2 separate regions of the Homo sapiens genome follow, and region 2 is linked to region 1. Evidence: chromatin contacts called from ENCODE Hi-C or POLR2A ChIA-PET data. All regions are on one chromosome and are shown on one strand. The core of a region is the stretch at or near the end of the contact, and the rest is flanking DNA. Distances in the headings are between cores, read along the strand shown. Region 1 has its middle 71 kb from the start of STT3B. Region 2 has its middle 86 kb from the start of MIR466.

Region 1 (2,738 bases), core at 71-2,570:
TGGGCTCCGTGATACTTAGAGGAACCATGTAGGAAAATAAGTCTCAGCCCTAGTACTTGGGCAGGTCTAGAGTTGTGAGATCCTCCCTACTAAAACAGTTTATAATATTCGTCTTCTTGGAAGTTTCCTTCTGCCTGTAGAAACTGCCAGGACAAACTCCAGCTGATTAAGATGCTTCAGCTAGATGTTCCTGAGGCATTGTGGACTGCCCTGCACCCCCCACTGCAGAGCTTTTCCCATAATAGTATAATACTCTATTCAGTGGTCTGCATTCTCTGCCTTGTTGCCAGATATGAGAGGCTGGTAACCATACATTGGGCTCACCACTCTACCCCCAGGGCACTGTGCCTGAGAGTAGTGGTTCATCTTGAATGAATGAAGTAAGAGAGAGTGAGCTTTGAATTAATGTGACTTCACTGTGGTGAGAAACAGGGATATAGAAGACCTTGTCAGTGCCCTGGCCAGAAGCCCTTGGGTTCCTTTTACCTTTTCTGTGCAGTTCTTCCCAGCTTCAGTGTATTTCTGTTTCCAAAGACCTGTACCTGGGACTCTTTTTCAGAGGCCTGTTCTCAGACTACTGGAACCAGTCAAAATTGCCTGGAAGTTTATGTGTCCTTAAGGCAGCTTGTAGACAATGACTGACCATGTGATCAGGAAAGCTCTAAGGCATAGCTTATACTCCAAAGCTCCCCTGGGGATCAGCCTGGAGCTACCCTCTGTGAGACCTTACCTGCATCTCTCCCCTGCTTGGCTTCATCCTGCCTGGCTTACCTCATTCTTTTAAAGGCCTCTCTTAATAGCACACTGGTAATAAGTCACTAACTCCTGAATCCTCATCTCAGGGAGTATGTCCAGAGAAACTAACCTAGACCATGAGTATCTAAGGAAGAACATTGGCTTCCAATCCAGTTTGCCACGGGTCTGCCAAACTCAAGCCACCTCCCCTTTCTGGGAAGGCCCTGCTCTGATTCCGTTGATCCTAATGAAATGGCAGTTCCCAAAACCCAGGTAGTAAAGATGGGAAAAGGGTTTCACTTGCCTTTTGTCCCTTGTTAAAGTAGGCGAAAGATGCAATCTTAGCAGTCTGCATCTGATCAGGAAACAGAAGCTACTCTAGGTTTTTAAATAGGCAGTTGGTTGTAAAGGTGTTAGAAGAGCCAGAGGAGAAAAAGGGGAAGGTAAGATTTTTCAAAGATCAGTAGCTGCAGGAAACAGATAACACCTCTAGGTTCAAAAGAGCAAAGAGAAAAAGGTGTTGCTCAGAGTACACAATGTGGTGTTGTTAGAACAAAGTTGGCAGAAATCCAGAAGCCACATTTGTCCATGGCTACCACTGCTGTTGCTGCTGAGACTCTTGCCTCATTTGTTACTGCATCGTCTGTAAGAAGCACAACTGTGTCTACAGGAAAAAATATTTCTTCCTTACTTTCACCTTCCAAACTCCTGCCAGAGCCTCCCATTGGTAGCATCTGACAGGAAGCTAGGTGGAAAGTAGGTCTGACAAATGTAGCTTGCAGGCTTTCTGCCCTGCTGGTGAGAAAACGGCATAAAAGGGGAAGTGTAGGGCTGAAAGACGACAGACGCAATGTGGCACTTCACCTCAAAGTTTCCATCCTTTTCCTGATGGTAAAAATCATCTAAAGTCTCCCAAAGCTTCAGAATTGGTGCAGGAAAACCTTATTGGGGTAGATGAGCAGGAGAGAAGGAAAGGGCAAGAGACAGAACAGTGAATGAGACAGCAAAAGGCATTGCCTACAGTCTAAAAAGTATCCCTTTATGAATACCCAGGAATTCTTATGGGTTATTTAGCCCTTTCATTGTCTCATGTAGGGCAGAAACTAAGGAGCCATGCTTCTTTCTATCTTCTTTCGAATGCAGATGGATACGCTTTCCTCTAAACAGAAATCTATACATATCCCAGAAGCAAGCAAGCATGCTTTTTAACACAAGTGAGTTTTACAGGAGACTTGTAGATTCTCCTGCTTGATTGCAAAATACAGCTCATCTCCTGGAATGGGCCCAGAGACTTTGGCATTTGTTAAGAATCAAAGTCATAGTTGGTTAATCCCATCTGCTTTCAAGAAATAAGAAAAATCAGTGTCAATGTGTCTCAGACTCCTTGCAAATTATTCTCCCTTGGGTCTCCCAAAGGTTCCTGTTTGCTCAGAGAATTTTAAGCTATGTCATGAGAAAGATAATTTAAAACCCCACACTATTAATTTTCAATTGCTGCTATAACAAACTATTATGAATTTGGCTTAAAAACAATGTAAATTTATTATCTTACTGTTCTGGGTGGGTACCAATGATCTACAGACAAGATGTCAGCAGGCTTGTGTTCCTTATGGAGGCCATAAGGGAGAATTCCTTTCTTTGCTTTTCCTAATATCTAGCAGCACTCTGTATTCCTCAGTTAAAGGGTCCTTCTTCTAGACTGAAAGCCAGTGGCATAGCTTTTCTCTCTTCTCTGATCTCTGCTTCCATCCTTACATCTTCTCTCTCTGACTCTGATCCTCCTGCCTCCCTTTTGAAAGGATCCCTGTGACTACACTGGGCCAACCTGGATAATCCAGGCAAAATTCTCCTTCTCAAGACTCTTAACTTAGTCACATCTACAGTCTTTTTGATAATGTAAGGTAACATATTCACAAGTTCCAAAGATTAGAACATGGATGTCTGCTATAGACAGAATGTTTGTGTTGAAATCTGATCTCCAATGTGATGGTATTAGGGAGCGG
Region 2 (2,738 bases), core at 90-2,589, 210 kb after region 1:
TGATTTCTTCAATCTGTTTAGTATACTCTAGAATCATGATTTTATTAATATATTAGTTTCCTGGGTTTGCTGCAACAAATTAACCACGAACTTGGTGGCGGAAGACAACAGAAGGTTGTTTGCTTACAGTTTTAGAGGCCAGAGTCAAATTGTCAGATGGGGTTGTGCTCTTTCCAAGGGCTCTAGGAATCTTTCCTGGCCTCTTCCAGCTTCCGGTGATTCCTGGAGGTCCTTGGCTTATAGCAGCATCACTCCAATCTCTGCTTCTGTCTTCACATGGCCTTCTTCTCAGTGTGTTTCTGTGTTAATTTCTCCCTCTCTTATCCTATAAGGACAGGCCATTGGATTTAGAGTCCACCCTAGTCAAGGATGATCTCATCTTCAGATGCTTACCCAAATCACATATGTGAAGACCTTTGTTCCAAATAAGGGACACGTTCTGAGGCTCTGGACGGACATACCTTTTGGAGGCCACCATTCAACTCACTAGAATAGGTTTACAGTGCTAGGCAATGCACAGTGCCTCTGTCTCTATAATTGTGTGATGCTCTACCTGCCGCTAGCTCTTTCACACATGATGTATAAGGATGAATGAGAGGCCCTGGGAGGCTGTGAGTGTCTGGAAGCCAACACAGTCAGATGGCGTTAAGCTGCCTTGATTCCTTCAGCAGTAGCCGTCTGTCAGTAAATAAAAGTCCAGACGCTTTGCAGAGCTAATGTGTCTTGAAGTACTCACACTCTTTGAGAGAAACTTGAGAAATGGGAAAATTGGGCTCAATATGTGTGAAAGAACTGTATCCTCTTCAGGGGAAAGCCAGTCTATACGTTTCAGAGAGCATTATTATTATACAGAGACACAAACACACAGAAACTAAGTGAAAAATCATATCTGCTAATATGCTCATTCTGGGGACTTGCCCCATTTCCCAGGCAGTTTCACGAAAAACTTTCCCTCTGAACTACCTGAAAAGAATCAATACCCACTGGATGAGTCATCACAGCCCAGGCTTCTTCCACAAACACAGCTGGGGAGGGCTGCTTAATGCAGTGTCCATTAAGGTTAACGGGCACTTCCAATAGGGTTTTTTCACGTTTCCCTTGACCAAGTTCAACTCACACTTCATCCAGACAGGTGAGTACTAAAGACTCATGTTTCATGAGTCCAGCTGCCCTGGTCATTTTGATCAATTCAATTTTTGGTTTCCTGGGAAATGGCATGGATGCCTGACTGTTCAGTGTTTGTCTTCGGGCAATTCAACACATTCAGTTTAGTTCTGCAAATGTGTCATTGGAGACTGTTCAGTGTTGGGATGCTGTGTTTGCCAGGTGATTCTACCTCCTGGGACCACATCCAGTGGGAGCTGGCAAAGTAAACAACCAAAGGTACAAGGGGAAGTGCTTTCCTCCAAGACTGTGCAGAGCTCCATGGCAACCTGCATGGGCAACAATTAATTCTTTAACTTTTTTTTTCTTATTGCAAAAAATAATCAACATTTCTGGTAGAACATACAGATAGGAAAAAAGAGAAAAACCGGAACTACTTATAATCCCATAACACAGAAATAACACTTCTTCACATTTGGTCTGTATCTGCATCTGTATGCATCTTTGTATCTTGGCCTACATTTGTGCCTGTCCCTTTGTCTGTGTGTGTGTCTTTATCTGTAACTAGATCTATATTATGCTTATATTTATCACTATATTTAAATAACATTTAAACATTTCCCATATATGTACCTACACATTTTATTTTATAATCTACTTGTTTACTTAACAGATCATTGCAAACATATTTCCATGTTACATGCATTCTTCTTCAAAATTTTTAGTAGCTGTGTATTATTCTATTGTATGGACAGAAGTTAGTTATTTAACCAATCCTGTACTACTCTGAATTTAATAATTTTATAGATAAATTTGTACATAAACCCTAATTTTGTCCTTAGGAAAACCCCTAAAATTGAAGCCTCAGTGTCAAAGTTAGGTATGTGTATGGAGCTTTTGCCTCAAAGGAGCAAGAAAATTTGCCTGGGAGGGGTTGGGAAGGAGGGAACAGGAAAGCATGACTTTTGAGTTGGGGCTTCAAGAAGGAGCAGAGTGTGGTGGAGGGGAGAGGTGACAGTCTTGGAAGAAGAGAAAAGGGGCAGGCAGGGGACTGCGGGGTGTGTCCAGGGTGCAATCTCTGAGCTCCTGAGTTCTGGGGGTGCTGTTGGGGAGGGCCTGGAGGTGTGGCCTGAGGGTAGCGGAGGAGGAAGGGAAGGGGACACACACACTGCAGATGTATCCAAATCTTTAGGGTTTTATGTTTCAAAGTGCACATTCCTACTGCTTTCCTTCCAGGTTTGAGATTTTCGTCTCTGCCCTCTCCCTTTGAGAATCCCTGTATAATAAGAGGCATGACTGATAGGCAATGTTGCCCATAGGAATAGTGTGGAGGCAGGAAAAGAAGAATCATTGTTAGGAACAGGAGGGAGCCACTGAATGTTTGTGGGCAGAGAAGTGACAGATTCCATGGAATTCACTTAGATATGCTCTGGGCTTCTCAAACCATCCGTGGTGAAGGACCAGCTGTTTTCTGCCTTTTCTCATATATTACAGACTGATATTTTTAGAAACTATAATAAAAAATGAGTTACTAGAAAAATGTAATAAAAAGGTACAAAATGCAAGCACCAATTATTAATTATTAGTTTCAACAGACACAAAATAGCTTGTCAAATTGCTACAAAAGCTTCACA

The links. A loop is a pair of places that touch in the nucleus more often than their neighbours do. ChIA-PET counts read pairs that join two places held with the same protein, here RNA polymerase II (POLR2A). Pooled maps may share reads with other maps.
Region 2: a loop to region 1 is called in a pooled map, with 2.4 times the contacts of the local background. The contact joins two enhancer-like sites. A Hi-C loop is called at or near these places in 2 of 37 single-sample maps with no recorded cell type and 11 of 50 pooled maps. POLR2A ChIA-PET finds 5 or more read pairs at or near these places in 4 of 52 experiments (CD4-positive, alpha-beta T cell, CD4-positive, alpha-beta memory T cell, GM12878 and 1 more).

What each region holds. Positions count from the first base shown.
Region 1 is chr3:31,460,918-31,463,655 of GRCh38, reverse strand. No RefSeq gene overlaps it. Among named protein-coding and RNA genes, the nearest start is that of STT3B, 71 kb to the left of the region's middle. Within about 2 kb of position 1,320, at least 4 of the 41 ENCODE cell types and tissues checked have a DNase peak (open chromatin) inside an H3K27ac peak, as active enhancers do.
Region 2 is chr3:31,246,637-31,249,374 of GRCh38, reverse strand. No RefSeq gene overlaps it. Among named protein-coding and RNA genes, the nearest start is that of MIR466, 86 kb to the right of the region's middle. Within about 2 kb of position 1,339, at least 2 of the 41 ENCODE cell types and tissues checked have a DNase peak (open chromatin) inside an H3K27ac peak, as active enhancers do.